2 separate regions of the Mus musculus genome follow, and region 2 is linked to region 1. Evidence: chromatin loops called from intact Hi-C (ENCODE). Cell type or tissue: heart. All regions are shown on one strand. Each heading gives the region's core, and the rest is flanking DNA. Links, peaks and the distances in the headings are about the cores only.

Region 1 (15,237 bases), core at 3,733-11,732:
CCATATCCACAACTCCTAGTAAGTCTGTCAGCGCTTGGCCCTTGACTGGCTGCCACACAGAATCAAGCCCACGGGCTGCAGTTTGCTAACATGGATAATCCAGGAAAGCTGGATCCTATGAGTGTGGCAGTGAGTGTACTTACTGCCTGTGTGGTCTCTACTCAGCCCCCAGCAGCGCTCACTTAGAAAGCGTAGTGAAAAGTAGGTTGGAAATGCTTAAGGTCTCCAAGGAATGGGAGTTTCTGCTGAACTTTGGGCAGTAGAGGGCAGGAGATGTGCTGCCCCCTGGAGGCTATCCGGGGTAGTGGAAGCAAAGAGCAAGAACTGGGCCCTGGGAGAGAAAGGAAACGTGTCCCAGGGCGGTCAGATTTTATTTACTGCCAGGACTTTGGAGGTTCTATGTTTGGCTTAAAAGAGGCAGCCAGAGTCTCTTGGAGACCGTTCAGTGGGTGAAGGCGCTTGCTGCCAGGCCTGATGGCTGAGTTCAGTTCTCGGACGCCACACAACGGAAACGCAGAACTGATTCTCCCACCGAGTCCTCTGACCACCCACATAGGTGCTGTGGAGTGTTGCCCTGCTAATTAAGGTCAAAGTCTACCATTGTCCAGATAGCCTTCTGAGCTCTCACAAAATGGTGGACTCTCTTTACCAGCAGGGCTTCTCCTTCTCTGACCTTCTCCGGAGAGTTCAACCCCCACCCCGGTCCCCCATCTCCCCTCTATCTGTGGAATGTCTTTGGTTAGATTACAGGTTCAGCTTCCTTTCTCCTGATAAGAACTGGATCGGCAAGCACCTGAGATTCCTGGGATGCCTCTCTAGGCTAATGAGGCGGCTCAGTTTAGCCTTCAGCCAATGACCTTTGTCCATCCTGGATTTTCCTACTCCTTTCCCCTAAACTATCTAACCATTGATTCACCCCTAAAAACGTTGGTCTGTCTCCCTAAAACTGATCCTGGAATGACTTCATTTTCTTTTGTACTCACAGGCCATCCAATACCCTGTTCAACCACTCTGCCCACTTCGTCCACGTGGGCCGATGGCCGATGGCCCTGGGGAGAAGGGAGACCCACGGTGGTGCATGCCTGAGCACTCTCACACATATAAACAAATATATAATAAAAAACAATCAATACAAAGGGAGCCGGTATCTATCTCCGGACACGTTCTCTGATAATGAGTATTATTTGTACCGCAGAGCTCTTTCATTTCACGCATACTGTTGGGAATTTTCTCCCACATCCTCGTCGTTTTACAGCACTGGGCACTGTTCTCGGGGCCTTGCATATCCCACCACTGGGCCGTATCTGCAGCCTCTGATCCACAGCCCACATTCTCAGTGTTAATCGTCTGACTTTCCTAGGCCAAGAGTTCATTAATTTTTAGGTGATCAATAGTCATTGTTTGTTACCTATTTCAATTGTTTATTTTTAGCATATTTGGCTACCATGTTTATCTTGTACCAACAGGATCCTTACTACAGATTTAATGACCTGAACTATAGATGGATTTCCTTAGATAACTGGACCTACAGCACGGAATTTAAAATCCCCTTTAATCTCAGGTATGTATATTTTTATATATACTATACTAATATACTACATCCATATATACTATATATACTATGTCCATATATACTATAGTATATATACTATGCCCATAGATACTATGTACTATATAGTATATTATAGGGCTGGCAAGATGGCTCAGTGGTTAAGAGCGCCGACTGCTCTTCCAAAGGTCCTGAGTTCAAATCCCAGCAACCATGTGGTGGCTCACAACCATCCATAATGAAATCTGATGCCCTCTTCTGGAGTATCTGAAGACAGCTACAGTGTACTTACATTAAATAAATTTTTTTAAAAGTATATTATATATACTATATTATGTATACTATGTGCTATATACTGTATTATGACAAGATTTTCATTTATGCTTTATGTCTGCTTAGGTTGTATATCAATCAGAGTTAAATCAGATTAGACTTTTGTGTTATCGAAGTGACTGTGTAATTTATTTTTCATTTTATATGTGAGGATGGGGCCACTGCTCATCAGTCATGACATTGCGTTTTAGGGAATAATTGCTCTAGTGGTTATACTGAAGTCACCTAAATCCCATTTTATATAAATGCCCTGGACTTCCCCAGTGTCTTGGAGAATGTATTGATGTATTGATCAGCAGTACTTTTTGTGAAGTTATTCTGTGTGTGTGCATGTGTGTGTGCGTGTGTGTATGTATGTGTGTGGCCAAAGGAGAAATGCCAGGCGATTTAATCAATTACTGTCCACTTTGCTTTTTGTTTCTCTGAACTTTGAGCTCTCCAATTTTGCTAGACTGGTCAATGAGTCGCAAGGGTCCTCCTGTCTCTGCCTCCCCCGTTCTGGGCTTGCCGGCAAGTGCTGCTGTGCCTGTGCCCATCGTTTATGTTGGTCTGTAAATTGTGCTCAAATTCTTCTGCTTCCATGGCAAGCGAGCACCTTACTGACCAAGTTATCTTCACAGGCTCCCTCGCCACCACAGTGCTTGTGTGTGTGTGTATATGTGTGTGTGTGTGTGTGTGTGTGTGTGTGTGTGTGGTGTGTGTGTGTGTGTGTGTGTGTGGTGTGTGTGTGTGTTGTGTGTGTGTGTATGTGTGTATGTGTGTGTGTGTGTGTGTGTGTGTGTGTGTGTGTGTGTGTGTACGGGGATGGTACTAGGATCTGAGCCTAGAGCCTTAGGCATTGAAGCACGTTTCCCCCATCTACAGTGTTGTTAGTGCTATACAACCATTGATACTGTCAATCCCGAGATTCTCTGGAGAAAAACCAATTCCACCATTTTGGGCCAAATTTGAAGCAAGCTTTATTAAATATTAAGTACTGACTAAGAGATGGACTTTGGTCAAGGCCATTCCTGGAATTTCCAAGCTGAATGGCCCTGAGACACTGTTGCAGGGGTTTATAAAGACAAACCCATAGGCCACCATACTTTCCCATGAGGCTTTTGTTATAAGAACTACAACTCCCAGCATTCCAGGAGGTTACTTGGTCCTTGGGCAGGGGAAGCTTACAGGTTAATTTTGGTAATACAAAACTATGACCTTAACCTTACTCATGTGGCCATAAAGAAAACTACAAGTATTGCTTTCAGCAGTGTTCTGTTATCATAAGAAAATATTTCTAGGCGAAGCAGACTGTAAGCAAGTATACAAGCCACCATTATTACTAAATTTGAACAATTTTCTTGTGTATGATTTTTTTTGTTATATTACTTATTATCGCTTTAAAATCTAAAGCCACAGGATAGGGTAAAGAGCCCGTTTAGTGTGCATAAGACCCTGGGTTCAACCCTCAGTGTTGAAAATGAAGCCAGAATATTACGATCAATATATTAGGAGAACCATGCCACATGGTAGTCCAAGTGGTGGTGCAAGCTACTGCGTGTCAGGCTTTTCTTTCCAGATAATGCTTAAAATATTTCTCACAAGAATCCTGTCTCCCACTACATAGTGAGTTCCAGGTTACTCTGGGCTCCCTGAGACTGTCTTAAAACAAAACAAAAGAAAAACAAATAGCACAAAAATCCCAGACAAAATCCCATTTCCCTTTGAACATAGCACATCCCAAATCCAGCCAGCTGACATCCCTACTCAAGTAGCTTACATCCCAATAGCCCATTGCTCTTCTTCATGTAACACAGGTGCCTCTTCCCAAGCTTGTGCCAAGGGATGTGGATTTGCCGCCTCGATCTTTCTCCACTGCCTTCTCCCATTATGTCTAAGTTTGCCTGGCATTTCTCTTAGTAGAGCCTCCTCACGTTCCGGTTTTGACTTTACCCAGAAACTGCAGAATCCAGTGTCTTGGGTTTGCCTTTTAGTCTCTGATGGTGTGAGAAAACATTACTTGCTTTTCCTCAGGAAGAGAAAGCCTGTTTCATGGCTTCATAAAGGAAATACTGGCTTCACTGCGTACCTGTGACACTGGCCCCACCACCCCTGGCCCTGCCATGGACCCCCAACTTGTTCAATTTCTCCTTCTCAGCAACTCAGCCCAAATGATGTGTCTGAATAAAGAGTCTGTCTTTAAAGTAATTGACACTATTAGGGCTTTGTATGGTGGGGTGGCATGGTTCTCTGAGACCCAGACTCTTCTACTTATCTTAACAAAAACAATTTTATTGAACTCTGATCTTTATAACATGAAATTTGCTTAATTTAAAGAACAATTCCATGGCTTTTAGTATATTCAGAGTTTGGCAGTCATCACCATTATCCTGTTTTTTTTTTTTTTTGGTTTTTGTTTGTTTGTTTGTTTTGTTTCAACTTGATGCATACCGGAGTTATCTAAGGGAGAACCACAATTGAGAACCACAATTTCTTTCTCTCTCTCATTCTCTCTTTCTTTCTTTAGTTTTTTGAGGCAAGGTTTTTATTTGTTATAGCCCTGGCTGTCCTGGATTCAATTTGTAGACCAGGCTGGCCTTGAACTTACAGAGGTCTGCCTTACTCTGCCTCCCTGCTAGGATCAAAAATCATGCGCTATCACAGGTAGATGTGGTGTAAGAAAATGTAGGACACTTTCATATATGTATATATATATATGAAGCAGCGTTCTTCTAAGGCGTCTGCTTCCACTCCTGCCTCCAGAGCCTGCCTTCGCTTCCCTCACTGGTGGAGAGTGACCTAAATTGTAAACTGAGATTACCCCTGCTTCCCCAAGTCACTTTTAGTCATGGCATTTTTTTTTTTGTCTCAGCAATAGAAGCCCTAATTAAATCAGCCATCATCAGTTACTCATTAGTTATCATTTCCCGTTCCCATTCACTGTTCCTATCCCAGCCTAGACAGTCAGTAACTAACTCACTTTCCATCTGTAGATGGGATGTAGCACTGCTAACTGATGGAGCACATTAGAGACATTGGTCCTTTATCAAGGCTTCCTTTGATTAAACAACCACAGTACAGCAGTGTTCATCATGATTTAGTTCCTTGTTACTGATGAAAAATATTCACTTCTTTGACTTCTTATTCACTTCTTTCCTATTCTCTTCTTTCTTACACGGTGAGCCTCCGCTAGCCCTTGCCCAGTAGATCAAGAAGTTTCTGTTTGAGTCCTGTGTATTGTGGGCTTGAATGCCATCCAGAGTACAAACTTCAAATTCCAGGTTGTTCCTTGTAAGGCTGAGCAAAGTACCGAGCACAGGATTCTCCATCATTGACACTAGGTCATGGTTAATGTGTTATCTAAGATTCAATAGCTTTGACAAATGTTTTCTGGGTTATCTAAGAACTCTGGAATAACTGGGAGAATCAACTCATTTGGAAATTATAATTTGTGCTCTTGATTTTATGGCAAAGCTCTGACAGCCACATCATAGGACTGGATCACTCAAAGAAATTATTACAGCTAATGTCAAACTGATACTCCTGAAATTTGATGGCCTTAAGGTTAAGGGTGTATAGTTTCCTGTGGAATCTTTACTTTGTTAGTTCTTAACTGATGACAAAGAGACTTACATGGGTTAATGTTTTAAAAATCTTTTGTTGTCTCTTAGTGAATGGCAGAAGGTAAAGTTGATCTTTGATGGAGTTGACACGGTTGCAGAAATCCTGTTCAACAATGTCACCATTGGGAAGACAGACAACATGTTCACTGGATACGTGAGTACAGGGCTCCAGACTCACAAGAGCTGGCCTTTATGTTCGTGAACCGGGAAGGATCGTTGTGTAATTTGCCATACGTCAAGGTCAAGGCCTTTGAAACACTGGTAAATGACCGGGCTTCTCAGGTGCCCCGTTTGAAGGCTGTTAGGGGCAGTGCCAGTCCCATGGTGGTTCTGTGGGCCTCGAGGAAGGAAATTACAGCTCCAGCTTGGCTGTTCACTCCTCAGTGGTCTGGTGATCCAAGTCCGTGGGAAATGACAAGTGACAGACAATTTTAAAAGGAAATCTGTTCTGAAATTGTGCTTCCCTTCTGTTTCAAGGGTGTGCTTTGGAAAGCAAAACTCACTGATGACTTAGAAATACACACCGTGTGTTTCAGTGGGTCAGGTTGTTATATAGTGTCTAGGAATCTTTGGCAGCTCAAGGCCATGTGTACAGGTCGTTCCAGGGATGAAGATACTTTCTGTTCTGCATAGTTCTCTAGGGCCGTATTCCTGTAAAAATAGGAGAAGCCTAGGAATCTGTGCTTGGACAGGAGATTGGAGGTGTAACTAAAGGCGTCCATTAAGTTCTCTTTCAGAGGGATTCCTTCTGTTAATGAAACTAGCTCTAGACATGGCTGTAGTGTGTATCTTTCATGTAGTCTACCTTTATCTAAAATGTTATACACAAGACTAGGTCTTCCTAATGGAGCTGTGTTTCCTTCCTCTGTCCTGCAGAGCTTTGACGTCACCAACGTAGTCAAAGACGTGAACTCCTTAAAGCTGCAGTTCCGGTCAGCAGTGCAGTATGCAGAGTGTCAGAGCAAGGCTCACACTAGCTACCGGGTGCCCCCAGAGTGCCCCCCGGTGGAGCAGAAGGGTGAATGTCACGTCAACTTCATCCGAAAGGTAATGAATGTTCGTTCGCTCAAGTGTGTGTGGGCTGCAGCGTTGTGGCTGGCAGACTTGAAGGCTTGAAAACAAGATTTTCTGAATTTTTGTGGTGGATTCTCATTCTTCTAGGTTTTCTTCCTGGAGCGTGTTTTAGAATTTAGGTTCACACACACACACACACACACACACACACACTGTGGATAACAGAACTTGATGTTATATCCTAGGTTAGCCTAGAACTTACTATGTTGTTAAAAGCGGCGGTCTCCTGCTTTAGCCTCCCAAGCCTTGGGATTACTTATATGAACAACTGCTAATAATAATATTATTAATAATATGGGGAGCTGCTAATAGGACTTTATAAATTATTATATTTTTTTCGGGCAGGGACTCCTCTAGCCCTGGTGGGTTTCAAACTTGCTATGTATCCAAGGATGACCTCCAATTTCCAATCCATCCCCCACCTCTCTACAGAGTGCTGAGTTTAAGGTATGCACAATCTTGCTTGCTTTTATAAGGCCCTAAGGATGAAACCCAAGGCTCTGTGCATGTTAGGCAGAGCCCTGAGATAATTCTTCCAACTGCGTGACAGTCCCATCTCTATAAGTTATTTTATAGCATTGATATTTATCAAAGCTGTTACCAGTCGTGAAAACTTACTAGTGAGTCTTGTGACTAGCAACCTGCTTGAAAGAAATATATTTTCAGCTGGGTGTGGTGGTGCACACTTTAGCTCTAGTACTTGGGAGGCACAGGCAGGTAGATCTCTGTGAGTTGGAGACCAGCCTGATCTGCAGAGTGAGTTCCAGGACAGCCAGAACTACATAGAGAAACATCCTATCACCCCCACTCCCAACCACCAAACAAACAAACAAAAAAAAAAAAAAAGAAAAAAAGAAAAAATTTTTTCCTGAGATATTCTCATATTTTACTGCTAGAACCTTAAAATATAGAATGGGAAGGTATGATCCACAGATGATTTTTCTTTGAGGCTTATTCTGTTCTACGGTACTTGAACATATACTAATGCATGATTATTGTATTATAACTGTATGTAACATTTAGGTTTGGTTGGTTGGTTTCTGTTTCTGTTTCTGTTTTTTGAGACAGTGGCTCACTATGTAGCCCCGGCTAGCCTAGAACTCATCATATAGACCAGGCTGGCTTTGAACTCACAGGGATCTTCCTGCCTCTGATTCCAAAGTTCTGGAAGACATTTTAGCTTTTAAGAAGAAAATGTTACTCTTCTTCTCCCCTGCCTTCCCCCGCCCCGCCTCCCCGCCCCCGCCCCCTTCTCGGACTGGTCCTGCTTGCAAATGTTACTTTCTTCATCAAGTGTTTGACCCTTCTAAAGTCTCTACATCTCTGCTTCCTCCTCTGCTCAGCACATTAGTCGCCTCTATCTTTTCTACTTCCCTCCTCCCTTCTTGTCCGTCACTTCTCATCACCATGGTAACACGCTGAGTTGTACAGATTGGGGGTTGGCGGAGCATCTCTTTTGATTTTCAGTTTCAAAGGTACTCAGTCCTTGCTCTCTGGCTCTGCGCCTGTGGTGAGGTGGAACAGCAAGGTAGAAGGGAGTGCGGGACAAAGCTGCTTACCTCGTGGCGCCCCGGAAGCAGAGGGATACGGAGGGAGTGACTGAGATAGGGTGTACCCTCAAGGGCACGCCATCAGTGATCTGTTTACTCCAACTGGATCCCACATTCTAGTTCCTGCCAATTTCCAAGACAACCTTTATTCTTTGCCTCTGGGTCCAGTCACTTCTTGCACAGCACGTTGCCCTAGTCACCTAGCCGGTATTCCCACAACTCCATTTGCCTTCTTTCAAGTAATTATCCACGGAGCAGTTGGCATGGTCTCTTCGGACAAAAATGCCCCCAGCATCCCTATCCTTAAAACAGAAACTGGGACTTCTGCGTCCATATGTACTGAGGTAGGGGCTGATAAGACTAGATATGCTTTTCAAAGTTCATAATTTTTATCTTTCAACAGCTTGGCACCATCAGGAGGCTAATGTCCCAAGCTCCTAGCTCAGTCTTCGCCCCACCTCCTCCCGTTGGAGCAGGCTGCATCCTGATGACATTTGCACAAGCATTTCCTCTGATAGAGGCCTTCCACTTCCTTTCCCTAACTCAAGGTGGAAGAAAGAGGCTTCCTTGCGAGAGATGCCTGACTGTTTGGTCCTGTGTATGAAACCTGGGGCCTTGTGTATAGAAGCAAGCGCTCCCCTGCTGAGCCACATCCTCAGCTTAAAAGTTTTTGTGTTCCAGCGCTGTGCGTTGATGTACCCCAGCCCGAGTCACAGGGCGTCACAGGTACTTTCTGAATCAGTGAACGAACATCCTCGTTGGCTGAGGGAATTAAGTGATCTGAAGCTTGGTGTGGTGTTGAATATTTTGTTCTCTCCTTGCTGCTGTCTTACCTGGGGTTATCATTGCTGCAATGAAACACCGTGACCACAACCATCCTGGGGAGGGAGGGGTTGATTTTACTCACAGTCCCATGTAACAGTTCATCATCAAAAGCAGTGAGGGCAGGAATCCAAGCAGGGTGGGAGGCAGGAGCGGATGCAGAGGCTGTGGAGGGTGCTGCTTATTGGCTTGCTCCTCATGGCTTGCTCAACCTGTTTTTTTGTAGAACCCAGGACCACAAGCCCAGGGATGGAACTGCCCACAATGGGCTGGGCCGGCTCACATAATCACTAATTAAGAAAATGCCCTGCTTTCTTGCCTGTATAGCTCAATCTTTGTTTGTTTGTTTGTTTGTTTTTTAAGACGGGTTTCTCTGTGTAGCCCTGGCTGTCCTGGAACTCACTCTGTAGACCAGGCTGGCCTCGAACTCAGAGATGCACCTGCCTCTGCCTTCCAAGTGCTGGGATTAAAGGCGTGTGCCACCACTGCCTGGCCTGATGAGTCTGTTGCTTTTGTGTACATGATGTCAGGGATAACCACTCAGGGACCCCTTCCTGGGAAAGTGAATCCTCCCTCTCTCCACAGTCACTTGAAGGCGGTTGTCTTTTGCTTAGGGGTAGGACCCTGTGAAAATGTCCCCACTCATTTGGTCTTTCATTGTCCGGGTCTTGTTTAGGGAGCCATATTGTCACTGTTGAGGTTTCATGGGTACGGGGGTCCCAGCAGTCCCAGCAGACTTGCAGATCTTCCGGCTCTTTCAAATTGGCCACCACCTCTTCCTTAATATCTCCTGGGCCCGGGTGCAGGAGCCGTGCTGTGGCTGTCCTCATTGTGCCTGGGAATTCTGGTGATCTCTGTATTTTGACTAGTTGTAGTTTTCTGAGGTGGTCTCTGTCTGCTGCAAAAGACAAGTTTCCTTGGTGAGGGGTGAGAGGCACACTTTCATTTTTCTCTGTAGTAGAAACGTACTTATCTTCTTCTGACATAAATACAAAGTGAAGGAAGCCATTCTTGGGTGAGAGCAGTGCGGCTGGATCCCCAGTACACACACCCACATCCCCTGTACACACACCCACATCCCCTGTACACACACCCACATTGCCGCCCCCCTCCCCCTACACACACTGGCATCCCCTCGCTCAGAGGGCGTCTTTTCCAACTCAACTTTTCAAAGCTGAACTCACAGTGTCATAGATTTTTAATCTTGAAAAATTTTTTATTCTTAAGAAGTAAAGAAAATTTTCTGTTTGATGGGACTTTAAAAAAATTCTGGGTTTTTTTTGTTTGTTTGTTTGTTTTAAGTTAAACTTTCAGATTAGCACACAAAGGTTTCATTTTGGCAGTGTGTACACCAGTGGCTTTCTGGTTTGCACTCCGTGTTCCCTTCCCCACGGGTCTCACTGGATCCCCAGCCTGGCCCTGGCTGGTCCCCTCCCCAACTAGCTGGTCCCCTCCCTTTCTTTTTCTATCACTTGGATTCCATTACTCTTTCTTTTCCTCCCGTTTCCTTGAGAAGTTGATTGTCAGAGAATCATTTCTTGGTAGTTGAATCTGAACCTTTGTAACTTCATAATTGGATTTTTTTTTTTTTTTTTAGTGTCCTGGTTCTCAGACAGGTAGTTGGCAGACAAGATCATGTCTCTCAGATAGCTACTCCAGTCAGAGTCTGAAGTCTGAAGTGATTGTTTGTGGGTTTATGTGTATCTCTCTCTCTCTCTGTCTCTCTCTCTGCGTCTTTCTCTCTGTCTCTGTCTCTCTCTGTGCACCTGGTACTCTTTTTTTTTTTTCCTTTCAGTATAACCTTGGCTATCTTGGAACTCATTATGTGCCCCAGACTGGCCTAGAACTTGCAGACCTTCATTTCTGCCTCTTGAGTGCTAGGATTAAAGGCAAATGCCACCATCGGTTTGTATTTGGTACTCCTAAACGAGGACTTTTGAGTTCATACTTAATGAGGTAGGGAATAAGGCTAGTTTTTTTTTTTTTACATGTTAATAATATCTTTATCTTTCAATGAGCCTACTCATTCATCGAGTTGTCATGTTTAATACAGGAGTGGTTAGGCATCGCAGTGTTTTGGAGAACTTCAGAGAGAGAGAGAGAGAGAGAGAGAGAGAGAGAGAGTAAACATTTGCAGGGTGTGGTGGCCACTGCTTGTAGTCCTGAAAGCCCAGGACTAGGGGTAGCCTTGGTTTCATAGTGACAATTGAAAAGCAAAACACAAAACAAACAAGCAAACAATAAATAGCAGTGCTCTGACATAGTAGGTTTTTGAAGAATGAATGTGAAACAAGGCATAACTAGATTTTCTGTTCTTCTTGATAAATTTAACCATGGCACTAAAGTGGGCATTTTTGGTTATAATAATCATAATAGCCATCACCATCTGTATAGCAAATGACAGTAATAATAATGTACAGCAAACTAAGTCTGCATTTCTCAGCCTACGTACAGTTTGGTTGGGCACCTGTCGCTCGGGGCGTTTTAATCAAGCCATCACCTCAGCCTGACTGGGGCTGACAAGAGCTCTGAGCTCACCATGGCTGTTGAGAAATTTTAGATCTATTGTCCAAGTCTCTCACTCAGGCCTCCCACAGCGCTGCTCCAGGACACAGCAGCTGGCTCCTCTCTTGGCCAAGAGAGAGCACGGGACAGGGCCCCAAGCAGAAGGGGCCCTTCTTCTATAATCTAATTTTGGAAATGACATCACCTCTGCCATATTCTATTCATAGGAAGTGGCTCTCTTTATCTAGCACATGCGCAAGGTTGGTGAGCACAAGAGAGCACGGACGCCAGAAGGGAGACTCTGAGCTCATGCACACACACACACACACACACACACACACACACACACACATGCTTGACACCCAAACACAATTAGTTAGGGGCTGAACTGTGTTCCCCAAACTTACACGTTGAAGTTGCAACACTCCCTCTACTCAAGTGTTTTAGAATGTAACTGTGACTGGATTTGGAGTCCTGATCAAGGTGACTAAGTTAAGCAAGGTGTTTAGAGTAAAGAAATGTGGACAGCAGTGGAAGGGATGAGGAGGCATTGGCTCCCATTGGCTGGTGCACGAGGAAAGACAAAGGGAGCCATCTATCTGCAAACACATTTCAGTGGGTGAAGCCCCACCCCCTCCAGTCTAGCGTTTTGCTATGGCATCATTAGTAAACTGCTGTACGCGTGTATATATAATATTTTAAAGATAGAATCTTGCCTTTTTTACTAACTTTTCTTTTTTTTTTATTTAAAAGGTTTATTTATTATTATTATATATAAGTACATTGTAGGTGTCTTCAGACACACCAGAAGAGGGTGTCAGATCTCAATACAGATGGTTGTGAGCCACCATGTGGTTGCTGGGATTTGAACTCAGGACCTTCGGAAGAACAGTCAGTGCTCTTACCCGCTGAGCTATCTCTCCTGCCCCCTTTTACTAACTTTTCATTTAGCATGTATCATAGTGTCTTCGTACACACATATCTTATCCTTTGCCTACTTCTCCTTTTCTCCCCTGAAATTCCAGGCACAGTGTTCCTTCAGCTGGGACTGGGGCCCTTCCTTCCCCTCTCAGGGAATCTGGAAAGATGTTAGAATCGAAGCCTATAACATTGCTCATCTGGATTACCTCACGTTTTTGCCAGTATATGGTAAGTCAAGATTTGCGATTTCTTGAAAAAAAATTTTTGAGTCTTCTTTTTATTACAAAAAGTCTGTTTATAATTTGAAATATAAGTATATTCTTCAGGATCTTCTTAAAATAATGCAGAATAGCCAATTTATAAAAGTCTGAAATACATGCAAATGGTTTGTCATGAAAACTTACAGCATAAACCAGGCCTGTAGATAGATACCTGCTAAAGTATTTATTTTGGGGGGAGGGAGGGAACCCAACAGGAAAGGAAGGAAAGAAGGGGCGTCAGGCAGGAATGGTGCATGCCTTTAATCCCAGCACTTGGGAGGCAGAGGCAAGCGGATTTCTGAGTTCGAGCCCAGCCTGGTTTACCGAGTGAGTTCCAGGACAGCCAGGGCTATACAGAGAAACCCTGTCTCGAAAAACCAAAAAGAAAGAAAGGAAGAAAGAAAGAGAGAGGGAAAGAAAGAAAGAAAGAAAGAAAGAAAGAAAGAAAGAAAGAAAGGAAGGAAGGAAGGAAGGAAGGAAGGAAGAAAGAAAGAAAGGTTGATTTCCTTTCACTCATGCTCCCTCCCCCCGCCCCCCACCTCACACCTGAGACAGCCTCCCACCCCAGCTACCCTACCCCAGCTCCCTCCTCACCCCATGCCGGGTAGCACCACTCTCTGTCAGAGCAGTTTCCACTGTCAGTTTCCTTTCACACTGATTTTTTTTCTTAATGTCTTATTGATAATGTATATTTATTTGTTTCTAAATGTATTTTATGTGAGTATGTATACGGTGTATGAATGAATATCTGTGCAGAGGCCAGAGAGGACCTCTGAGTCTCCTGGTTTACCATTCTCTACCCTATTTCCTTGAGATGGTGTCTCTCAGTGAAACTGGAGCTATGCAGGGAGCCAGCAAGCTCCAGCCACCCTCCTGTCTCCACCCTGCCCCCCAGCACTGGGGTTACTCACAGCCAGCTTTTGACATAGGTGCTAGGGCCTGAGCTCAGGTCCTCCTGGTTTTGCTCGCCCAGCGAGCCATCTCTCCAGCCTGCCTTTGGACTCACTGAGCTGAGCAGGGCTGTTGGTCTCTGTTTAGTGTTTAAGCCATGTCCACCAACTAAGAGGCTCTCTCCACTCTTGCCCTGTCCACACACAGATGCTTGCCTCAGCCCCGGGCTCCTCCTTCGTTCTAGATGACCTGCCTAGGAGTGGAGAAATAGGCTGTCCTCTCAGCCTGACTGTGGCCTGCCCAGCGTACAGCTGCCCTTTACTAACAGCTTCACTTGGGAAATGTAAAAACAGACAGGAGCCGGGCGTGGTGGCGCATGCCTTTAATCCCAGCACTCAGGAGGCAGAGACAGGTGGATTTCTGAGTTCGAGGCCAGCCTGGTCTACAGAGTGAGTTCCAGGACAGCCAGGGCTACACAGAGAAACCCTGTCTTGAAAAAACAAAAAACAAAAAAAACCCCAAAAAACAAAAAGAACAAAAAACCAGACAAGAATTTGTCGGTCCTGCTGAGTGTCTTATTGGCAGTTGTTGATGTTATCTGTCTATTCCCTTAGTTTCTATTTTTTGTTCACTTTTGAATTATTTTTCCCTTAAAATGCCAGTGTCCTCCCTTGTCCTTATTTTGAGTGGATTCTGCCCCGAGGTGTTTTGCTTTCAGTACAATTTTGAGGATTTCCTCTAAATTGGCAAGGAGTTCTGGTTGTTGAGTCAGGTCACAGGGCTGTGTTAGTCAGCCGCGAGCCTGCCTGCCTGGCCAGTTTAGCTGGCAGCTTCCTGAAAATCAGCTGCTTGCATCTGTCCTGTAATTCTGATGGGAGTCTGGGAAAATGCAGGGTGTTGGAGTTGACACATTCCGTGATTCAGAGGTCACAGAGACCTGTCCTCCACCTTCTTTAAATGCACAGGACCACAGTTCCCTCTGGCCTCTCGGTTTCTAGTAATGATTCAGGAGGTCAGAGCTCGGGAGGCTGCCCGTGAGGGGGCCATCGGGAGAAAGTCACTCCAGGCAGCTAGCTGCCTTTGAACAGCCTTCTCTGCCCATGAGATGAACCACCCTCCTCTTACACAAGCAATGGTCACGGATTGCAGACCATCCCATGCCTACCTGACCGTTCCCAGCTCCTTGTTGTTTCTTAAACCCTCTCTCACTGGGGCACAGACGTGGAGGCCAGAAGACAGCCCCGGGTGTCTGTCCTGGTTTTCCGTTCTGTTAGTCTCCATTTTGTTGGGTTGTACGTCAGGATATCGAGCCTTGAGCTGCTGAGGAGTTTCCCGCCTCCATCTTCAGTCTCACTGAAAGGTGAGGTTACAGACTTGTTCTACAGCACCCAGCTTCACAGAACTCCGGGAAAATTCCAACTCGGGTCCTCACACTTGGGTGGCAAGTATGTTGCCCATTATCACATCAGCCCCATCTGATGCTCATGTACAGGCCAAGTATACCAGGTTGCCATTGAACTCACAGAGACCTGCCTGCCTCTGCCTCGTGAGTGCTGGGATTAAAGGTCCATATCATCAAGCTTCTGTTTCTCTCTTTAAGATTTTTAAAAATGCATATATATGTGTGTCTGCATAAGTCTGTGTACATCATGCGTGTACTGGCTGGTTTTGTGTGTCAACTTGACACGAGCTGGAGTTATCACAGAGAAAGGAGCCTCCCTTGAGGAAAC
Region 2 (15,237 bases), core at 2,534-10,533, 68 kb after region 1:
TCATGTTTGTAGACAAGGGTCACCATAAAGGGGAAGTTTGCAATAATGATGCAGTTTGATTCCTTATCCCTTTAACAAGATTTAGCATGCTCCCTTGTGCTGTCTCATGCTGTGCACTGAGCAGGATTACACACACACACACACACACACACACACACACACACACACACACACACACACACATTAATTACCCAGAGTTGTCAGGAAGGGGAACATTTCTATTTGAAAGCTGGCATGCATTCTTGCCTTGAACATACTTGAGAGCATCCTCTTCTTATTCTGCCCTTATTTATTATGACCCTGGTAAAAATTATTGGGTCCTGAGAGACAATCCATACATTCTCACTGGTTGGAGCAGCTATTACTGACTGGCTGGCCAACAGCCAGAGTGTCTGCTCTGAGAGGAGGCTGTGACCTCCAGGGAGTGAATCATACATGTTATATCAAACATATTCCTCTTTGTCAGGGAGATGCTATACGGTGAAGCATGTATCATACGTTGATATCTTGATAGGAGTTTTCCTGCCTGCTAAGAGAGATACCGGAGGGGCTGGAGAGATGGCTCAGTTGGGTGAGGGCTCTTGCTGTTCTTCTAGAAGACCTGGATTTTGATTTGCAGCACCCACAGTGGCTCATACTCATCTGTACTCTAACTGCCAAGCATCAGACACCCTCTTCTGACCTTGGCACCAGGCATGCAGGGAGCGCACACTCATACAGGCAGGCAACACTCATAAACATAAAAGATTCTTTTTAAAGAGAGATAATCCAACTACTAGGTGTGACTGGGAAGCATCCATTTGAGGACTTGACACTTAAGACTGTTGATGGAACAGTGCTGACAGGCACCGTGATGGTGTAGAAACTGCTAAATTAACCTTCCACCCTCCATCTCAGGTCTTCTTAGGGTACAACCAGAAAGGTCTCGTTTGTTTAGTCCACTTGCAGTCAGGTCTTCTGACTTGACAGCCACAATCATCCAAGTTGACACCCTTAAAGGAATGAGCTCCTAACGTCAGACATACTTCATACTTGTGTTTGAATACCGGGCCAACACTAGCAGGTTTCAAGTTTTTCTGTGCCATCATTTCTCTATTTTCTATTTGTGTGTGTGGTAGATGTGTATGTGTGTAAGCATCTGTGTGTGTGGAGGCCAAAGGGCAATGCTGGATGTCTTTCTTGCTCTTTCTCCATGACCGAGCCAGCTCAGGGTCTCTAGGGAGGGAGTGAGGATTGACAACATGAAAAGACAACATGATGCAAAGTGACTCCAGCCAGTGCTGAGGGTGAATCGGGTTTATTTTTTTCCAGTCTGCTTTGAAAGCATTCTAGGTGCATACAAAGAATAGGGTCAGTTCTTAGATCAAAGACAAAGTAGTCAAGGAACAAACAAGGCACAAACAGAGTAGTTAAGGTGTTAGCATTTTGTCTAAGCTCCACCCCACAGTTACCTGGCCACAGCCAGTTATGCCTGACTCACTATAAAAGGGGCTGCTTGCCCCCTTTGCTCCTTCTTGCTCTCTTGCCTTCTTGCTCTCACTCTGTTCTCTTGCCTCTTCCCCTACCTCTCCCAATCCCCCTCCCCCAACATGCTCATGGCCGGCATCTACTTGTCTACTCTCTCTCTCCCCTTCTCTGCCTCTACTACCCTCTTCACTCCCCTCTCCATGCCCTGAACAAACTCTATTCTATACTATCCCATCATGTGGTTGGTCCCTCAGGGGGAAGGGATGCCTCAGCATGGGCCCACAGAGGCACCCTCATCCCCCACACCTGACTACACCTCCACCAAACACATTCCTTCTCTATTTTTATAAAACACAACATATGGAACAAAGAAGGCACATACAAAGGTCCCATGATTACAGTATCCAGGGTCTTAACAAGACCCATCGAGTTACAAAGAACACCTTCCTTAGCTGTATTCACCTTGAACCTACGTCCTTGTCCTAGCCCAATGTCAAATTCCTGTCCAATTCCTAGAAGCCCCCAAAGCTTTCCACATCTCTACCTTAGTTTTCTAAGACAGCATCTCTTTCTGAACCTGGAGCTTGCTCATGAGGAAGGCTGTAGTGAGGCCAGTGAGCTCTGAAATCTGCCTGCCTCTGCTCTCCCCGCTCTGAGCTTAAAGGCATGTGGCACCATGCTCTTATGAGGGTGATGGAGGTCCAAACGCAGAGCCTCATGGTAGAGCACTGGAACTTTACCCACTGAGCCATCTGTTTCTGTGTCTGTGTCTGTCTCTCTGTGTCCGTGTCCGTGTCCGTGTCCGTGTCCGTGTCTGTGTCTGTGTCTGTGTCTGTCTCTGTGTCTGTCTCTTTGTCTGTCTCTGTGTCTGTGTCTGTCTCTGTGTCTGTGTCTGTCTCTGTGTCTGTCTCTGTGTCTGTGTCTGTCTCTGTGTCTGTCTCTGTGTCTGTGTCTGTCTCTGTGTCTGTCTCTGTGTCTGTGTCTGTCTCTGTGTCTGTGTCTGTCTGTGTCTGTGTCTGTGTCTGTCTCTGTGTCTGTCTGTGTCTGTGTCTGTGTCTGTGTCTGTGTCTGTGTCTGTGTCTGTCTCTGTGTCTGTCTCTGTGTCTGTCTCTGTGTCTGTCTGTGTCTGTGTCTGTCTGTGTCTGTGTCTGTCTCTGTGTCTGTGTCTGTCTGTGTCTGTGTCTGTCTGTGTCTGTCTCTGTGTCTGTCTCTGTGTCTGTCTCTGTGTCTGTGTCTGTGTCTGTCTGTGTCTGTGTCTGTGTCTGTGTCTGTCTCTGTGTCTGTGTCTGTCTATGTCTGTGTCTGTCTGTGTCTGTCTCTGTCTCTGTCTCTGTGTCTGTGTCTGTCTCTGTGATTTAACCCTCCTCATGTCATTGTGAGAATGAAATGTGATGACTGGTAGATAATGATAGCACAAATACAGCAAATGTGTGCTATTATGATTAATCATTATGATTAGTTATTATGGTTAATTATAATTAATGTTATTATTATGATTCCTACCTCCATATGAAGGCTAGAGGACAGGTGTGGGGAGGTGGGTAATCTGAATTTTGGCAGGCATCGGATGTAGCTGTAAACAGTGTCACCAGGGATTCAGGGAGAGTGGAGAAGAAGCAGTGAGCACCCACCTCCCTATCCTGCCTGGCTGTCCTGAAGATGCAGGTAAAGAAAATGTGGGTAACGGCCACAGAGGCCATTTGGTTAGCAGATGGGGCGCAAGAGTGCTCTAGGAATTTGAATGATCCAATAATGTTTAATAAGTGAGAGTTCCCGCAAAATAACAGATTTCTCTGTTACCAGTCTTTATGCTATAGGGAAAACGTAAAGCCTGTATTTGCTTGCAGTCACTCATAGGAAATCTCACAAGCAGCCGAAATCACCTTTACATTAGATAGAACGGTAACATTTCAGATGGGTCCCACACACGGAGGGTAGGCACTTAGGCTTCCCCTCAGCTGTAGGATGCTGGGTCACCGGCTCCCCATGCCTACATGCACTTCATTTAACTCCTCGTGTGTTAATTTTGATCCAGTCGCGTAACATTTAAACTTTAATTTCCTTATAGATGTGGTCAATAATAACAGGCGTTTCACAACATCACTGTGAGATCGAGTGGAGTCACTGTTCAGCACCGGCATGGATGAACTCATGGTAAATGCTGCCTTACGGTACTTGTTCCCCCAAAGATGGTGGGAGCCATCAGGCCTGGGGAGTGAGTCTCTTGCTCAAATGGAATTGTTTAAAGCGTCCCCTCCAGGGTTTGGGGGTGGGGGTGATGATCCCAGGCTCTCTGGCCTGAAGTGAAGAAACAGAAAGATGAATATATTTCAAATCCACCCCCTCTTTTTTGGGGGGTTGGGGGGCAGAGGTATGGCTCGGTCCAGTTTTATCAAAAAAAAAAAAAAAAAAAAAAAGCAAAAGCTGCAAGAGCCAGGCCCCTGCTGGTGATTGTGCAGGGCTCTCCATCTTCCCACAGAGGCGACCTGTCTGTCTCCTGTGCACAGGAAAGGAGGCTGCAGGGAGGTGGCTGACCAATGCCTGGGCCAAGGCTGGCTTTCAGTGAGCTTCTGGAGGGAGGGAGGCTTCTGCAGCCTTTTGCTGTAAGTAGAGGGGAGGGCGAGGGAGAGCCTGCAGGAGCTGGCTGATGGTGCCCTGACTACAGGCATGGGCAACTGTTCTCTGGAAGGAAAGGAAGTCGTGAAGGCCTATGATGAGTGGAGGATGGAGAGAAACAGGGAGAGAGAATCAGTGAGAGGAAGAGAGAACAGAGGGAGAAAAGGGAAGAGAGAAATGAGAGACAGGAAGAGAAAGGGCAAGGAGGAATGTGTCAGGAAGGGAGAGGAGAAGAAGAAAGGGACAGAGGGTGGTAGAGAAAGGAAACGGGGAGGGGGAGGGAGAGGAGAAAGAAGGAAGGAGCCTGCAGCTCTCTAAAACAGAGCTCTGGCTTCTGTCTTAGGTGCCTGGCAGGCAGAATGGAAACTGGGTCACAAGGTCCAATACCAGAGCTACTTCCTGCTCTATTAATTTACTTCACTTCTATCTGTCCTGCTACCCTGGCAAACAGGTCGCAGCCAAGTGATTTTCAAAGTGTGTGTGTGTGTGTGTGTGTGTGTGTGTAGTTCAGAGGAAACTTTATGGGGCCGGTTCGCACCTTCTACCCTGTTGTGGGTCCTGGGGGATCTGACTCAGGTTGCCAGGTTCCTGTAGCGGGCGGCCTTACAGGTTGAGTCACCTTGCTGGCCCTGAGTGATGTCTAATTGAAATTTACTTACTGTGACTCTCTGGAAACTTGACACAAACCTCTGGAATAGATAGGGGAGAAGTTAGATGACAAATATAAAGAAGCCCCCGTAACCAAAGAAAAGATATGGCCATCAGCTGCTGCCTGTGGGGAGGGATGACATTCAACCGCCTGTCTGCTCCTCTTTGCAGCTTTAAGGAGTCCCTGTGCCTATGGCTGGCCCACGCGCTGTGTGCAAATGCTCTTCCCCAGCCCCTCACAATAGGCTTTTGGCTGGATGGTGGGGAAGGCAGGGCCAAATAGTGACTCTGATCTTCAAGGAGTCGAAACTAGGATGGAAGACGTGTAGAGCTGCTTTCGCATAGATCTGGGTGGCTCACACTAATGTGCTGTGAGCTCACACTGCCCTCACACAGGGGGAAAGGGTAGTATTTCTGTGGCTTGGTGGTTGAAGGACAGGTGCAGGGGCTGTGGCGCCCCAGGAAGAGAGTCGGATGGGTCATTACTAGCTTGGGTGGCAAGGCCTGTCTAGGAGGCTGCAGTAAGGTTCTCTAGAGGTGTCCTGTCTGGTCCTTTTGGCCTCTCTGGGTATGTTGGGAGGAGGGATTGTGCACTAATGGGACTGGAACCTGGGTGGGGTTGTTGTTTGAGACAGGGTTTCTCTGTCCTAGAACTCACTCTTCAGACCAGGTTGGCCTCCAACTCAGAGATCCACCTACCTCTGCCTCCCAAGGGCTGGGATTAAAGGTGTGTGTCACCATGGCTGGGCACATGGGTGTGTTTTTGAGGGCTATGTGCTTGTTAAGGGAAGGATTGCGTCCCAGGAAATTAAAGCCAGGCAGCGTTGAGAAACTCCTGCAAGCTCCAAAGCTAGAGAGAAGGGTCTGGAAGGAGAAGGAATGAGAGAGAGAGACCGGCATGTACTCTCAAGGCCCCTCCTGCCCTGTCTGGGGGCGGTTCTGTCTGGTTTTAGCGTTCTTAGAGGAAATGGTTTCACGGGTGCTGTCTTCCAGCTGTTTGGCCAGCTGTGAGTAATGTCCTTCAATGCCCCTGACTGGCAAGCTGTTGCTTCTGGCACATCCGTGTGATTTGTTCCGTCAGGGCCGCCTTGCACCTGTGAGAGGTTACAGACCGAAGCTGAGGCCTGAGCTGTAAAGACTCATGACTGAGTCTCTCTCTCTACAGAGAGTCCAGCCTCTCTCTCCAGGGAGGGCCAGACACCAGCACACGGTCTTGTGGACTATGGCAGGAGGTGTAACCCTTCCCCCCCCATTTACCTCAGAGTGTTATGGAAATAACGATTGGGAAGTATTTTTTAAGTGGAAGCACTCCTGTTTTTAAAGATATTTGCTTGTTTAATATGTAAGGTGGTTGTTCCCAGATCACAGAAAGAAATGTATTGGAAATGCATAAGGGACATTTGCATGTGGTCGGGAGATAGAGGTGTGTGTGTGTGTGTGTGTGTGTGCGCGCGCGCGCACTGCAGAACAAAGCCACCCATGCCATGATGCTTCTCATTCAAGTCATACTGTCACTTAAGTTGTACACTGTTGCTTTGGGAAAGGAAAGGGGATCTTCAACATTATCATTGTCATCGTTGTCGTTATCATTGTCATCATCATCATCACCACCATCGTTTACTTAGGAGACAGGGTCTCCTCCCTATGTAGTCCAGGTTGGCATCAAACATATGGTGATCCCCCTGCCTCAGCCTCCAGAGCACTGGCATTACAGACATGTGCCACAAGCCCAGCTTTACCAAGCAATACGTCCTTTTAGTGGTATTCTGGGACCACACTGCATATGGGTTGACACATTATGACTCCATCTTTGCACAGAGCTGGTATAAAAAAACAAGCCGGTTGTTCATCAAAGACTTTGAAAGCATCCTCAAAGACAGTCTTTGGAGTGGGGCTGACCTGTGTTTGACTCTGGGAATGGGTCAAATCTGAGCTCTTTGTCTGTGTTGGAAACTGAAAGGGGCTGGCGTGTAAAGACGCCCATTCTGGCTGGCTTCTGCCCCTCTGCGTTCTTAGCCAAGACTTAACAGGCTTTGGGGGCTGTACTCTGTACTGGTGACTGCTGTGTCTGCTGTGTCGCAGAGAGTTGCCCCAGGGGACCCAGGTGGGTAAATGAACAACAGCAGGGATTCCTCCCCCTCCCCCCACACCCCCAAGAAGAAAGGCCTGCAGATCCTGAAAAGGTTTGGGTTATGCCTGCAGAGTACAGAAACCTCAAAAGCTGACTGAAGTTCTGAGGAAGCTATTTTTGAGTGGCGGCCTGCTGTGAGGAAAGCTTTCAGGGCAAGCTTCTTTCAGGCTCATTGTAGCTTCCCACCCGACCAACCGACCAACCGCCTGTACTGCCTCTGGTGTTTATCTCCATCTACTGGCGTGAAGGTGGACTCTCCTTCCATTGAGAGGCAGGCAGTTCTGGCTGCCTTCATGTGGATTAGCGTAGAGACCTGGTAAGAAGGGGAAGTTTCTGGAACAAAAGAGAGCCAGGATTGTTTATTAAAGAAGAGAAATGCTATTTTACATATTGGTACGGGCAGCCTGGTTGGTGTCCCTCCAGTCAGTATCTTTTCTGCTGAACTTATGGTAGGCAAGCTGTCTTTTCAAATGCCTGGAGAATGGTGGTGTCCACTCTACACCCAGGGCTTAAAACCCCCACTAGTATTTAATTTGCTTTCAAATCTGTCATTTGAGGAGAACAGCAGAACAGCCCATGTCTATTATGGTCAGCATCTGCTGAGACAGCCCAAAGGCTAGGCAGGGTCACCTGGCAGCCGTCGGCTTGGCAAGCTTTGGCTAGGACCTCGGTTAAGGCTGTTGGCTGAACACCTGTACTGGCCTTCTCTTCATGGCTGCTTGGCACCCTCTGAACAGGGTGACTGAGTTCCAGGAGAAGGTAGTTCCGGGAAGGTTGGCAGAAATTCGGACCTAGTTTCGGAAGTCACTCAGCATCGTTCCTGCCTTGCCACAGGTGGCCTGGACTCAGGAGCCTAAACCCAGGAAACAATGGTGTCTCTCTGTGGGAAGGGCTTCAGCACCATGTTTTAAGACGCACAGCTAACAGCCATAGAAAGTCCTGGCTGGGGCATGGTGGCATGGCTGTCCCAGGAAGTATTACGAAACACCAAAGCAAGACAGTTTTGTCTTAAAGTTTCCAACGCAGAATAAGGGTGTGTTAGGGTGGAGAGAGGGTACTGTAATGGAAAACAGAATTTGCTGTTTAACCAGTTTCTGTTCATTTGTGATGCATTCTAAGAGGTAGAATCTGCTCTGCTTTTACATCACAGAATGAAGTCTCGATTAGGGCCTTCTCGATGTCAAGGGTGTTTGTCTAAGATTGGTGGTATGTCTAAAATTCGTATGGTTTAAATTTTCATACATATGGAATTTTTGGTAGAAAGGGATTCCGATTAATTGATGATTAGGCACTTAGAATATTTATTAAATAATTTAAGTATTATTAAGTAGCTTGTATTATATATTTAAATAATTAATCATTTCTTCATTAATGATATTTTACTTAATCTTATACCAAATCCCTACTAATAGATTCAGTCATTATCATCTTTTTTGTCCCAATAAAATCATTCTCTAACTCACAAGCCTAGGCGCTAAGTATCTGGATATAAACGCAGATGCACCTTAGCCACAACTGAGTTGCGCTCTCTGGACCTCCATTTTCTTCATTGTAAGTTTGGAATATTTTGTCATATGGACACTGACATACAAGATGTCTATTTGGGGTACCTTGAGCTGTGTGAGGGAGATAGCCCAGATCACTTTAGCCTGTCTCCCAGGATCTGAAGGTCCCAGCAATGGGAAAGGCATTCATATGACTACCATGGAAATGGGGGTGAGAGCTCTTTGTAGTGAAGGCAGTTCCCAAAGGTAATAGCTGGTGGGTTTCCAGGCCCTTCCGTGGGATCAGTAGTAGATCACTTGTGTGGCATGACAAGGCCTTAGGTTTTTGGTTTTTTCTTTCTGTGTGTATGGATGTTTTGCCTGCATGTATATCTGTGCACCATTTATATGCCTGGTGCCCACAGAAGCCTGAAGAGGGCATCATATTCCCTGGGACCGAAGTTACAGGTGGTTGTGAGCTGTGAGGGGTTCTAGGAATTAAACCTACTGACTGGTCCTCTGGAAGATCAGTGCTCTTAACTGCCAAGCCACTTCACCAGAAGGTTTTGGATTTGATCTTTACACTACACACTAAATGACCTTGGTCACACACCAGAGTCCAAACTAAGACCTCTTTCAAGCCATTAATCTTCCCTCTTTCTACTTTCAGCCATGCAGACTTACTAAACTCCATACTGGAAAATCTTTTACATATGTTGGAATTTAGTTTTTAATTAAAATGTATATTTTCTCATGATCTTAAACATGTATAGGATGTACTGAGATCATATCCACAAACCCCGCTGCCTTCTCGTTTCCGCCTCCTACTTTCCTGCTTCTGTGCTTGTGTGTATGAGTAAGTTTAATTAGGGCTGCCTGCATGAACATGGGGAGGGAATAGTTACTGGAGTATGTGCTATACCATTTGAAGAAAGGACTCCCATTCCCCTAGCAACTATTAACAGCCAGTTGCTGTGGTGTCTGTGTGTGTGTGTGTGTGTGTGTGTGTATTTCATCAGTCCCTCTCTATACATGATGAAGGACCACATCTTGTACAGGTTTTGTGTAGTTAGCTATGAACGCAACGGCCACATCGTATCCAGAAGATGAAGTGCTGAAGCTGGGGTCTGTTATCCTTCATAGACACAGACAGCATGCGCTGGAGAGGAACGGTGTAGAGATTGGAATGTTGATGCTAGGCGTCCAGATGATGTTGCCTGGGTCGGAACCTCAGTCTTGGGTTAGAACACTTTTATTTCCACAGTTTGAACATTTCTAGCTTCAAAGAAATGTGTCTAAAGGAGAATGTGGATGTGACAAACGGGCTGTGGGGCTGTTCCCACAGTCACAGGGACTCCTCTGAGAAAGCATTTGCAGAGATCAGACAAGATTAGGTCAACAATGTGCTTGTACTTTTATTATAAAAGTAAAATAAAAAAGTAAATAGCATTTATAAATTCAACATTTCTTCTTTTAAAGTATTTGATTTAGAAAACATATTTACAATAGTAAAATGCATAAAACGGGGAAAATACTATTTTCAGCACTGATTGTAGCATGTTTTAAATATTGTAAGTTCATGTGTTTTTTATTTTTAAATCACAGATAAACCACATTAAAAAAAGAAATGTCTTTTTTTTATTGCGCATCAAGGTACTCATTTAAAAATATGTTTTTCCTTAATCTTAATTTGAATGCACAACTTACAGTAGATGGCTAGAAAGGACACCGGGTGGGGACAGCGACACCTTTTAATGACAGCAGGAACCCAGCGGAGGGACAGCAGTAACAACACAAAGCAAATGTGATCCAGTAGCAGCAGAGAAAGCTCAAGACACTGCACCTGAGCCATAGAGTGCAGCTGAGCGAGCGAGCGCCATGATTGCTAGACACCGTCTGTGCGTGGCAACTACATTTCATTTCAGAACCAAGAAAGGACGCCAAATTCGGAAGGCCTTGAATGAAATCGAGTGACCCTGCAGGCCGGCGATTCTCCAGCACCTTTGGATTCGCTTTGCCTTCCTCCTTTGGGACGATGCAATGGACTGTCAGGGCTTTGGTTTACACAGTGTGGGGGAACGGCCAGCAGGCTAAATTTTGCCTTCAATAGGTCCTTCCTGCCCATAACCGTGGGGCATTTTGTTCAGAGATAGCAGTGGGCTGTCTCCAGTAAGAGACTCTGTAAAGCTGAGTTTGCGGAAGGATGTCTCCACACCACTGTCACAGACGCTGTCACTATCCCGGAGTTCATCTGCGGAGAAAGCACAGACTCATGAGGGGCTGAGTTAGGCCATGGCAAGGGCTTTGTTCTGCCTGCTGTCCCTGTCACCTTCAACTGTCAACTTCACACGTCTAGAATCACTTGAGGAGGGAGGTGCAGATGAGGGAGGGCCCAGCCAGATGAGACTGGTCTGTGGGCGTGTCCTGACAGTTAACTGACTGGAGGAGGACCTATCCTCTGTAGACAGCACCACTCCCTGAGAGGCAGTCCAGGGCTGTGTAAGAAAGCCAGTGGAGCATGAGCCCATGAGGCAGCAAGCCGGGGTGCTCAGCAGTTTCAGATTCAAAGTCTTTGGGTTCCTGCCCTGAATCCCTTCCATGATGGATAGGAGCTGGGGGCTGATATAAACCCAGAGAGCTTTGTCACAGTGCCCTAGAGCACCATCCACAGCAGTGGGCTCCCTCCCAGGCTCCGTGTGGACTATGGTATGGAGGGTTGTGCTTGCTAGCTCCTGCGCAGCACGGCATCCCACCTCCCCATCATGCCACCGGTGCTGCTTGGCTGTGTGAATGGCAGGGTTATCAAATGACATTAGAGAGTGCTACAGGGTACATCAGTCTTTCTGTTGAACAGAATCTGTTCTGAATTCTCTTGGTTCAGGATAAACATGTTTTCCTTTGTAAAGTGAGGCATATTTTTCTAACTGCTCTATCATTTTACCTTTTGTCTTTTTTTTTTTTTTTTTTTTTTTTAACGGCTGGGCAAACTGCTGAATACAAGGCAAAATAAACTCATAACAGAAGCAGGAACTAAAAATGGCACCTTTCTCTGAGCTGTATGAGCTTTTAAAGAATACACATTGCCTAGAAAATTTTCTTTTGGTGCAAGAAAATGAGGCTTTTTTTTTTTTTTTTAAATGTGTCTATACCAAAAGCTTAAGTTAAATTCTATCGCCTGAAAAGCATTCCTGGGAACCAGAGCAGATTATTTCTGTACAGAGTGACTAAAGAAACAGAAGCATAACACTTACTAAGCAAATGTTTGACTCTCATCATTGAATCTTAACGTCAGAACACTGAGACTCAATGACCATGCCAGAGCGGTGTCCTGGTGTTACCTCATCCAGTCAACTGTCTGTTGTGTAACAGGGACTGGGCAGCATTTGAAAGGCTTACTGTGTATTATGGTTCGGATCTTAAAATGTCCCACAAAGGCTGTGTGCTAAGTAAAGGCTTGGTTTCTAGCCTGTGACATTATCTGGAGGTGATACAACTCTTTGACTATGGGGCCTCACAGAAGGAAGTTAGGTCATGGAGGGCGTGGCTTTGAAAGAGATCTGTACTGGGGCTCCTCCCCATCTCTGTGTACTTCCAAACACCTTGAAGTGAGTAGGATTCCTCTACCATGTGCTTCCTCCGTGATGAAGGGTTTTGCTATACCCCGAAGGCAGTGGACCATGGGACCTATAAAAACTGTGTGCCCAACCAAATCTCTCCTAAGTTGGTCACAATGATGGAAATTTAATACAGTATTTAAGTATTTGCTTTGTGTTTGTGGGATGTGTGCTCATGTGCAGGTGTGGGGTGTGGGGAGGTCAACATTGTGTGACTTCCTTGTTCCTTCTCCATCTTGTTTTTAGAGACTGGCCAGTGAGTCCCGTGGATCCACCTCTCTCGGTGTCCTTTCCTCTATGAGTGGGCTACCGGGTTGTACATATTTGTCACCCTACCTGGCTTTCCCAAAGGTAGAGGAGGGGACACTTGCCGTGTTCCTAGCTGCTAAGTATTTAGTTTTTAATTGTGACTGGAGCCCTATCATGTCACATCACCGTGGTGCAGAGAACTGATGGAGGGGCAAGCAAAGAGTCAAAGAGGCTGACTAGGAGCCACTGTTGGAGTTCAGGCAAGCAGTGAGGATGGGTGGAACTTGGCATCTGCCAAGAAGAGATGCCCTTTCAGGGTTAAGCATGAGGACCTGAATGCCAGAAAGTATTCATTGCCACTCTTAGATTTTGTTACAGCCTGGCTATACTTTTGACAGTCATGGCCAGTATGAGTTTGTGCAAGAGCCAAGAGTTGTGTGAAGATGATAAAAGTTTATTCGGCCGTAAAGAGAGATGAAACTTGCAGGTTAATGGAGAATACTAATCAAGGCAGCCCAGAGACATAAATACCATTCGTTCTCTCTCACGTGTGGATCCTAGCTTCCAACAGTCACGTATGTATATTCATGTGGAAGTGAGCGTGAGCAGAGGCCAGAAAACTAGCAAAGGCCTCCAGGGGGCGGAAAACAGGCTTTAAAGGGATGGAAAGGGTAGGGAACACATGTGAAAATGGGAAGGGAGCGAGTGCGGGGGGGGGGGGGGAGGGAGGGAGTAGAGGGTCCAGGGCTGGGGCGATGGGAGCTGAGGGAGTCATGAGAATAAACCAGAACTAAGTATGTATAAAAATGCCCTAAGGACCCCAGTGCACACATACATGCACAGGAGTGAGGAGGAGGCAGCAGGGTGGGTGTGGGTGACAAGGCCCTGAGAGGACACTGGTGAGTGAGGGCTATCAGCTGTGACAGGATGAGTGTCAATCGGGCAACGTGGAGGAGAGTGTAGGAGAGGAGGGGACAGAAGCAGATGGCAGACAGAGGTGGTGAGCTGACCAGCAGTTATCATATTCTTCTGAGAAGTTTGAACTCAACTAAAGGGTGTAACAAGGAAGTGATGTCTCGTTTTTCTCTAAATTTCTTTCTCTTTTAAAAAATCTGTTTACTGTTTATTGGATATAATACTCTTAATGATGACATTTTTCTACTGAACTTGGAGGCTGTGTTTACCTGTAGATTCCCCCATATGAGAAATGCGAACAAAAATAACAGCATGTATCATACAAACGTGAAAACATGAGCTAACCAAAGCGCTATCAATGGACAAAGCCATTCATTGAGATGTAACATTAATCAAAGCGGGGCTAAGCAGCCTGTGGCCAGGCGGGCCAGTGTTTAAAGATGAGAAGTTACATCCTAGCAAGAGGTTCTCCACAGCAGGTGGGGAAGGAAGGACAGTACAGGACAAAGAGGCAAGAATCAGGTGTCCAGGACCTGCTGAAGGTGACAGGCAGGCTCCCAGGGGAGGACTGCCCCAGGTGGAAGGCAGACATAACCTACTGAGCCCAGATGGAAGGCCTGCCACCCGGGTGCTGGCATAATACAAAGATGGGAGAATGCTAGTTGTTCCTGGTCTCAGTGGAGTTTGTGGCTAGGGTAGAAAATGAACAAGAAGAAAGGGTGCAGAGGTTAGAGAAAGCACGGGCCGGGAACAATGACATAATTCAAGCCTGTACCGAGATCCATTCGTACAAATGCATGTGTTGGGGGTGACAGGTGGATGTTAGTGTGGGAAGACAAAGGCAGGACCATGAGCAGGGTGGGAGCTGAAGGACGGGGAGTGCCGAGGGAGGGAGGAGGTGGGGGACCTGAGGGTGGTGGCATGAAAGGAAGGGTCATACAGTATGCATATTTCCTGGGTCCTACTTCTTGTCCTGTGGCCCAGGGCTGTGCACCTTTCTTAGAATCTTTCTCCAAATTTAACAAATATGAGAAGTAGTGTTTCTTTAACCCTCCCCGCCATGTCCAGTGTCTACTGGGATTCTAAGTGACCTATATGCCAATGTGAGTGTCTGTGGGAACTGCCTGTTCCTGTGTGCGCAGAGGAGCACTGTGGGGAGGGAGCGGGTGGCATGCCACAGAGGAACACATGTCAGGAAAAAGACTAGGGAAAGGGAGTGTAGTGCCACGTCCCAGAGCACAAAGACCTTGCCAGCGAGGAAAGGAACTCTCTCAGCCTCTTTACCTATGTGCTGCCTCGTGGAGGAAGACGAGAGAGGCAGACAGTGGACCTGAGCAGTGGTCACGGGGCTGGAGGCTGTGGTTGCCGGGGTGCGGAAGGCTGCCTGGATCACTTCAATGGCCTCTGTGTAGCCCATCTGTTGCAGGGCCTCCATCAGCTCTTTGATGGTACCCCCAGAGACCTGGTAGGAAAAGGGAGAGTATGTTCGTGTGTTCCAGCCTGTTTGCAGGCTGTTAGCGTCCCTTCTCTGTGTCTGCTCCAGAGAGCTGGGGGGTTTGGAGAGGGCAGGGAAGGAACCTGAAGAAACACAGTGCTTAGGTTCTAGTTCCCATCTTGGATCAAATCCATTCAGAAAAATCACAGGAGAGGTGAAGGAGAGAATAAGGGAGATGGAGAAGGGGAGGATAAGGGAGATGGAGAAGATGAAGGAGATGGAGAAGATGAGGGAGAAGGGGGAGAGAGATAAAGAAAAAAGAGGGGAAGGAAGGGAAAGAAGCCTGTGAGTTCATGGAGACAGGAGACAGGAGACTGCCTACGGTGATGTCTACGCACAGAAATCCAGGGAAGACAGCAGCTAGCAATGACAGCCTCATTCGGAGTAGCTCGCCCATGTTTGTCTATTTTTTAGTTTGGAATTGCTCTAATAGGAGTCACCCGACAGAACAATGAAGCCATGGCCCTGGGGGGCTCCCTCTTGCAAACAGGGATGCACACACCGATCACAGCTTGGAGGGGTCCCCATCCTGTGGGCAGTAGTATTTTCACAGGAAGGCTCTGAGAATTTGAAAACAGGGAATGCCGAGAGACGGGTAACCAGTCTTCTCAAGAAAAA

What was found. Peaks named below come from ENCODE experiments on the same cell type or tissue, not always from the same donor. Only the 100,000 strongest peaks of a DNase experiment are listed, where the experiment ranks them.
Region 2: it touches region 1 in a loop (1.9-fold over the local background); 3 of 42 quality-filtered maps call a loop at or near these places.

The regions. Positions count from the first base shown.
Region 1 is chr3:135,505,443-135,520,679 of GRCm38, forward strand. It overlaps Manba (mannosidase, beta A, lysosomal), which reads left to right. Exons shown (of 17, transcript NM_027288.3): 2 at 1,467-1,561; 3 at 5,533-5,638; 4 at 6,361-6,531; 5 at 12,461-12,584. Among named protein-coding and RNA genes, the nearest start is that of Manba, 27 kb to the left of the region's middle. In heart, for the core only: CTCF peaks have their summits at 6,498 (motif pointing left) and 8,632; a DNase peak (open chromatin) is centred at 11,589; H3K4me3 peaks cover 675 bases; H3K27ac peaks cover 3,602 bases.
Region 2 is chr3:135,574,919-135,590,155 of GRCm38, forward strand. Nfkb1 (nuclear factor of kappa light polypeptide gene enhancer in B cells 1, p105) reads right to left here. Exons shown (of 25, transcript NM_008689.2): 24 at 14,409-14,586; 25 at 9,737-10,597. The coding sequence ends at 10,437. Among named protein-coding and RNA genes, the nearest start is that of Gm46827, 26 kb to the right of the region's middle. In heart, for the core only: a CTCF peak has its summit at 7,110 (motif pointing left); DNase peaks (open chromatin) are centred at 4,453, 5,713, 6,743 and 7,073; H3K27ac peaks cover 3,532 bases.